Linked DNA regions of Homo sapiens: region 2 is linked to region 1. A link is a contact called in ENCODE Hi-C data. All regions are on one chromosome and are shown on one strand. The core of a region is the stretch at or near the end of the contact, and the rest is flanking DNA. Distances in the headings are between cores, read along the strand shown. Region 1 holds the start of DNAJC27 (DnaJ heat shock protein family (Hsp40) member C27). Region 2 holds the start of GTF3C2 (general transcription factor IIIC subunit 2).

The links. A loop is a pair of places that touch in the nucleus more often than their neighbours do. Pooled maps may share reads with other maps.
Region 2: a pooled map shows a loop between it and region 1 (16-fold over the local background). The contact joins the promoter of GTF3C2 here to the promoter of DNAJC27 in region 1. A Hi-C loop is called at or near these places in 7 of 50 pooled maps.

The regions. Positions count from the first base shown.
Region 1 is chr2:24,970,446-24,973,546 of GRCh38, forward strand. It overlaps DNAJC27 (DnaJ heat shock protein family (Hsp40) member C27), which reads right to left and starts at 1,510. Exons shown (of 7, transcript NM_016544.3): 1 at 1,373-1,510. The coding sequence starts at 1,459. DNAJC27-AS1 (DNAJC27 antisense RNA 1) reads left to right here and starts at 1,667. Exons shown (of 3, transcript NR_034113.1): 1 at 1,667-1,787. RefSeq lists enhancers at 921-1,050, 1,004-1,522, 1,061-1,170, 1,431-1,540, 1,523-2,041 and 2 more and a silencer at 1,221-1,300.
Region 2 is chr2:27,355,433-27,358,486 of GRCh38, forward strand. It overlaps GTF3C2 (general transcription factor IIIC subunit 2), which reads right to left and starts at 1,332. Exons shown (of 19, transcript NM_001035521.3): 1 at 1,307-1,332. GTF3C2-AS2 (GTF3C2 antisense RNA 2) reads left to right here and starts at 1,333. Exons shown (of 4, transcript NR_183827.1): 1 at 1,333-1,424; 2 at 2,376-2,470. RefSeq lists enhancers at 726-1,339, 853-1,132, 1,183-1,522, 1,340-1,953, 1,533-1,662.

The DNA of each region.
Region 1 (3,101 bases), core at 260-2,759:
GCACAGTAAAATTACTTTTTTTTTTTTTTTTTTTTTTGAGACGGCGTCTCACTCTGCCGCCCAGGCTGGAGTGCAATGGCGTGATCTCGGCTCACTGCAGCCTCTGCCTCCCCGGCTTAAGCGATTCTCCCGCCTCGGCCTCCCAAGTAGCTGGGATTAAAGGCGTGCACCACCATGCCTGGCTAATTTTGCATTTTTAGTAGAGACAGGATTTCACTATGCTGGTCTTGAACTCCTGACCTCAAGTGATCCGCCCGCCTCGTCCTCCCAAAGTGCTGATGTATTACAGGCCTGAGCTAGCGTGCCCAGTCCCTAGAAAAAAAAAAACACCTCGTACACAGCTGACGTTCAAAAAAATGTTGACTTTCAGTGAATACTATGCTAGCACATACACACAAAAGTAGTACGGGATCATGCTACACAGAAATAAAAAACACTAAGTAAACATTTACTGAGCATCTCCTGGGTGCCAGGCACTGGACTAGGCACTGCCTTAACAGCTCTTTCGGAGTTGATTTTGAACGCATACAACGACGGAAAGAGCACCGCAGTGGGAATGTGAAGACTTAGGTTCTAATCTTTCCTCGGTCACTGATTTGATGACCTTGGGAAGTTCTTAACCAACAGATTCCACTTGCCCAAAAGGAAAGAATTTGAGTGAAGAGGAGGCCGTCTTGGAATTCATAAGGGAAAAGGCCTCAGGTTACCTCTGGCCTTCCCTCCCCACGTACTAAAGGAGAGTTTATAGCTGATGAACCACAGATGGGGCAGAGAGAAGGGCGGTGGAACTAACAGATATGGGGACACCACCAAAAATAAAACACAACGCAAAACAAAACAGCGCGGACCCCGGCCATCCCTTGCACCTCCCCTGTGAAACACGTCAACGTCAGTTACGCTCTCTCGTGACGGGAATGCAGAATCTGGGCTGCCGGGCACCATTTCGCGAACCCCAAATTCTCACACGCACCCCATAACGTTCCGCCGGCTCCCAGGCCCGGCTGGGGGAACTAAACTTTCATCCTCCATCTCCCGGTCCCGGACGGCCCCCTAGAACGCGGGCAAGGTATCTAGGCCGACGGCCCCTCATGGGGACCCAGGCCTTCTTACTCTTTTGGGGGTACATTCAAGGCTTAGAGGCCACCCCAGACACCATCTCCGGAAGAGTGACGTCGGAGGACGAGGGGGCAACGGAAAGGTCAAAAAGGTCGGGGAGTTTCGTTCGCGGAGCCGCACCCCTCGGCTGAGACCCGGGCCTGCTCGGGGGCGGAGAGGAGGCCGGGCCCCAGGCTGTTGAGTGGCCGCCCTTCCAGCCAATGGACACGTCGCCCCGCCACGCTGGGGCCCGCCCCTCCCGGCTCGCTGTACTCACTTTCCCCACTTCGGCGTTGCCCATGGAGATGACTTTGATGCGGAGAGACCTGCCGGGCTCCTTCCGCTTCGGCATGTTGGCCTCCATGGCCCTGGCTCTCTCGGGGCCACCCGCCTCGGTCTCTTCTTGTGCACCGCTGGCCCGTCCCTCAGGCCTCCTCGTCCAATGGCGGAGCCGCTGCTCTCGTCACCGCCTCGCCTCCGCTGCTCGCCATCCCCGCCGCTGCCTGGCAGCAGGCGCGGGCGGTTGGGAGCGTGGGGAGCCGGGGGAGGGAGACGGGAGTCTCGCGATGCTAGCGCGGGGCTGCTGACGTCATCTGCAGGCCCTGGAGACGCGACTGCAGTTACCGAGTTTCTAAGGCCTCGTCCCCTGACGGGAAGGCGGCGTTGGGGGGCGGCTGGGTTTACCCTTCGAGGTGAGCGCGTCCTTGTTTTCAGGGACGCCCGGACGGGAGGCGTTTGTTGCTTTCGCAGCCGAGTGGTGGAAATGTATTGGCTCTTCAGGGCGGGTCTGGTAGTGTCTCGTCCGTTTGGGAGTGTTTTTTTTTTTTTCTGGATTCTTTTTCGGTTCCATGGGCCGGGCTGCTGCTCCTCTTCCCCCTCCAATATTTTGTTCCCCTTGCTCGAGATCCCCGAGAGGCAGACCCCAAAGCCAGGAAAGTGGGGAGGTCGGAACCCTGGTTCTGGAAGAGGGCCTTGGGCAAGGCGTGAAGCGATTCTGAATCTGGTTCCTATTGTTTTTTATTTTAAATGGAGTTGTCTATTTGGAGTCAAGGCAAGAGTGTTTAGTCTTGGCCCTCCTATTACAGATCTCTGATGGATTTGTTGACTCCTCTGTGGGAGAAAGGCTTGGTCTACTGCAGGTGTTAACGCTAAGCCAGGCTGGAGCTGTGGACGTCAGTTTCCTCAGCTCCCCGCTGTTCGCTTCGAACGTGACCTCGACGTCTGCTCTCCCCTTCCCTTTAGCTGACAATGTGACAGTGCTTGAATAAAAGTCAGTCTGACAGGAACGGTAATTTTTTTTCAGTGAATATCTTCAGTTACAGAAGATAAATAGAACTTGACAATGATTATTTATAGTGCCCTGAAAAAAAATGGCTGCCAATTTCCCTGTATATTACAAAGACAAAAGTAGCATTGCTTCTTTTCTCACCTAACTTTAAACATCTTAAGGGAAGTGCATTACAGGAAGGCAATGAGCAAAGGCTCAACATTTCACAGTAAAGTCAGATTTTCCACATTTTAATTTTAAAATGTGTTTTTTAAACATTAAGTTTTTTTTAAGACAAGTTTATTCTGGATTGTTTTGATAATCAAATAATATAACTTAATTCACTGAAGCTTCTAAAATTATTTACAAATATGAAATATAAGTCCTGGTTAGAATTTGGATAGTTTTAAAGCTTAAAAGAATCCACATGCTAACTTCTCAGTATGATTTAATAAATCAAATTACTAAACATGTAATTTCTTCGACAGTTCACCTTTGGCCCTGTAATAGGGTAACTGGTATTGTGGAAGAATAATTATAAAATGTCAAATCTTCAGCTGTTATGATTGATTAAGTATGGTGCTGTTGAGACTAAGCAGTAAAACATGCCACAGATTTAAATTGATTACTATTTTTTTCATATTGATGGGGTTTTTTTTGTTTTTGTTTTTGTTTTTGAGACAGAGTTTCCCTCTTGTTGCCCAGGCTAGAGTGCAGTGGCACAATCTCTGCTCACTGC
Region 2 (3,054 bases), core at 82-2,581, 2.4 Mb after region 1:
TCGCTTGAACCCGGGAGGCGGAGGTTGCAGTGAGCCGAGATCACGCCACTGCACTCCAGCCTGGGCAACAAGAACAAAACTCCGTATCAAAAAAAAAAAAAATACACTTCTCATGGAAGGCAGCAGCAGGATGTAATGGTACAAATTCTGGATACACAGTAAAGGAATAGATGATCAGTAAATTCGTACTGAGTTTCTAAAACCTTCCATTGCACCCCAATCTGTCTGGTTCCCATGCTGCTCCAGGATGCCAGCTTGACCTCCCCAGCCAAGAAAAAATAATGACACAACACTGCACCTTAAGTATGAAATTACTTTGAATACACTGCTTAGCTTAATATATTGTTTCCTAAAGTGTTCCTAGGGTACAACTGGCGGTATGCAAGATGATTTTAATGGTACGAAAACGAACATTTTAATGACTAGTGCTTTTATTTCAACTTACATAAACAATTATAAGTAGCCCATGAAACCCACGGTTTCATTTATATTGCTTAGGTCGAGACTAATGCATTTAAACTTTTTAAGTAAGTCAATTTAAAGAGAACTATTCAGAAAACAATAGTACAATTGATAAGAGATTGCAAAAATAGTGATGGCACGGGATTGACTTAAAATTGTATATGCCTCTGGAACAAAGAGGTTTGTCCATACCCTATACATCCCTCCAACAAAGTGAGTTGCCTCCGACGGAGTTGAAGTCGCCACCTCTGACTTCCCCAACAGGCAGCCAACTTGCCACGGGACAAAAGGACTAGACAGGGAAACACAACTGGCCCTTGGTTACGCCAATGGCGTTGCAGCGCGCGGGGCACAACCCTCGGGGTTAAAGAGCCTCCTCGAGGAAGAGGCTGGGACACAGCTGAAAGAGATTGACCCACAACCACTCTAGGGGCCATCACCTGCCCTTCTTCAGTCCTGGGCGTGAAGGTAGATTTCTCCCCTAGCCTGTGCGGGAGAGGAGCCCTGGTTTTTCTAACAAGGACTACTGTAGGTTCGCCGAGTTCGAGGGACGCTACGTATGCAGCGCCTACGCCCGGACACAGGCTTCCGCGTTACCGACACCGCGTGGGGGAGGAGGGCAAGACCCGAGGCTTGCAGAGATGGGGGGTGCACGGTGGCCACAGTAGGGAAGGTGCGGAGCATGATGGTGCTCTGTAGGAGCGCAGACGCTGAAAGGCGCGCTGCTGTGGCTGGGAGAAGAGCGGAGCCAGGAGTTTGTTCCCAATATCTTAGTGCTATGGCAAAAGAAGGGGGAGGAGTAATTGTGGGGCCCCCCACACACCCGCTGCGGCGATACACTCACCCTCGCCAAAGTCCTTCCGGAAGTCTAAGTTCGAAGATGGCGCCGCCTGTCTGGTCGCGGTCTTATGACGAAATCTTGTTAGCTGCTCTTCACTGACGCCCCCACCCCAGTGCACAAGGTAAACACGTGTGCTTGGTCCGGAGTCGGTGCCGGGCTAGTTTTCTCTTAGACTCTGTATTCCATAATGCAGCGCGGCCAGAGTCACCGAGCCCTCCGAAGCCAGCCGAGTTCCAGGGCGTCTTCAGCGGCGCCAGGGACGCTGCAGGGCCTCATGGGAGTTGCAGTGTCAAAAAGGGGAGATCGACGCCTGCGCGGCCAACGGGATCCCACGCGGCCTCGACGGGAGCCGGGAGTAGGCGGACTCCCAGGCCGGGCTCGCGCTCTGGATCCCTGAATCCGGCCTTTCCGGCCGGACTGCCGCGCCTGTGGCCGGAAGAGCCAGCTAGACCAGAGAGTCTGTACCTGCAACCCTGGCGGCGTCCGAGCCCAAGGCGGAGTCTGGGAGACAAAGAAGTCCTCGCCGCCGGCCGCTGGAGGATTCTGCCAGTAGTGAAGTCAGGGATGGGCCCGAGAGAGCTTGGAAAGAGGACAAGGAAGGGAAGGAGTAGGAGTAGAAAAGCATGACTTTGGCTGGGTATGGTAGCTCCTGTCTGTAATCCCAGCACTTTGGGAGGCCAAGGCGGGGGAGGATCACTTGAGCCCAGGAATTCGATACCAGCCTGGGCAACATAGTGAGACCCCGTTTTTATTTTTATTTTTATTTTTTCCTGAGATGGAGTCTTGCTCTGTCCCCAGGCTGGAGTGCAGTGGCGCGATCTCGGCTCACTGCAAACTCCGCCTCCCGGGTTCAAGCAATTGTCCTGCCTCAGCCTCCCGAGTAGCTGAGATTACAGGCGCCCGCCACCAAGCCCGGATAATTTTTGTCTTTTTAGTAGAGAAGGGGTTTCACTATGTTGGCCAGGCTGGTCTCGAACTCCTGACCTTGTGATACGCCTGCCTCAGCCTCCCAAAGTGCTGGGATTACAGGCATGAGCCACCGCGCCCGGCCTAATTTTTTAATTTTTTCTAGAGATGGGGTCTCGTTATGTTGACCAGGCTGGTCTTGAACACCTGACCTGAAGTGATCCTCTTGCCTCAGCCTCCCATAGTGCTGCGATCACAGGTGTAAGTCACTGAGTTTGGCCATTATTCCATTTCTGTACACAAAAACCTTTCTCATTCTGTGCTATAACTAGTTAGCATTTAATTGGGTGGATGTGGTATAACTAGTGCCTTGTTGATATTGATGCATATTTACATGGTTTTGCTGTTATAAACAATGGTCCCTTGCTATTATAAATCACACTGCTATAAGTAACCTTGCATCTAAATTACTTCAAATGTGTAACTATATGGGTAGGATAATTTCTAGAAGTGGAATTGTGAACCAAAGTTTTAGGTGCATTTGTAATTTTGATTTATAACCAATCTTTTCACTGATCTACTTCTCTGCCTCTAATTTCTACTAGGTGTTTGTTTGTTTGTTTGTTTGTTTTGAGACAGGGTCTTGCTCTGTCACCCAGGCTGGAGGACAGTGGTGCAATCACGGCTCACTGCAGCCTCAACCTGCCACCTCAGCCTCCTGAATAGTTGGGGTGTGTGGCAGGTGTATACCACCACTTCCAGGTTTTTTTGTTGTTGTTGTTTAATAGAGATGAGGTCTTGCTATATTGCCCAGGCAGGTCTCACACTACTGAGCGCAAGCGATC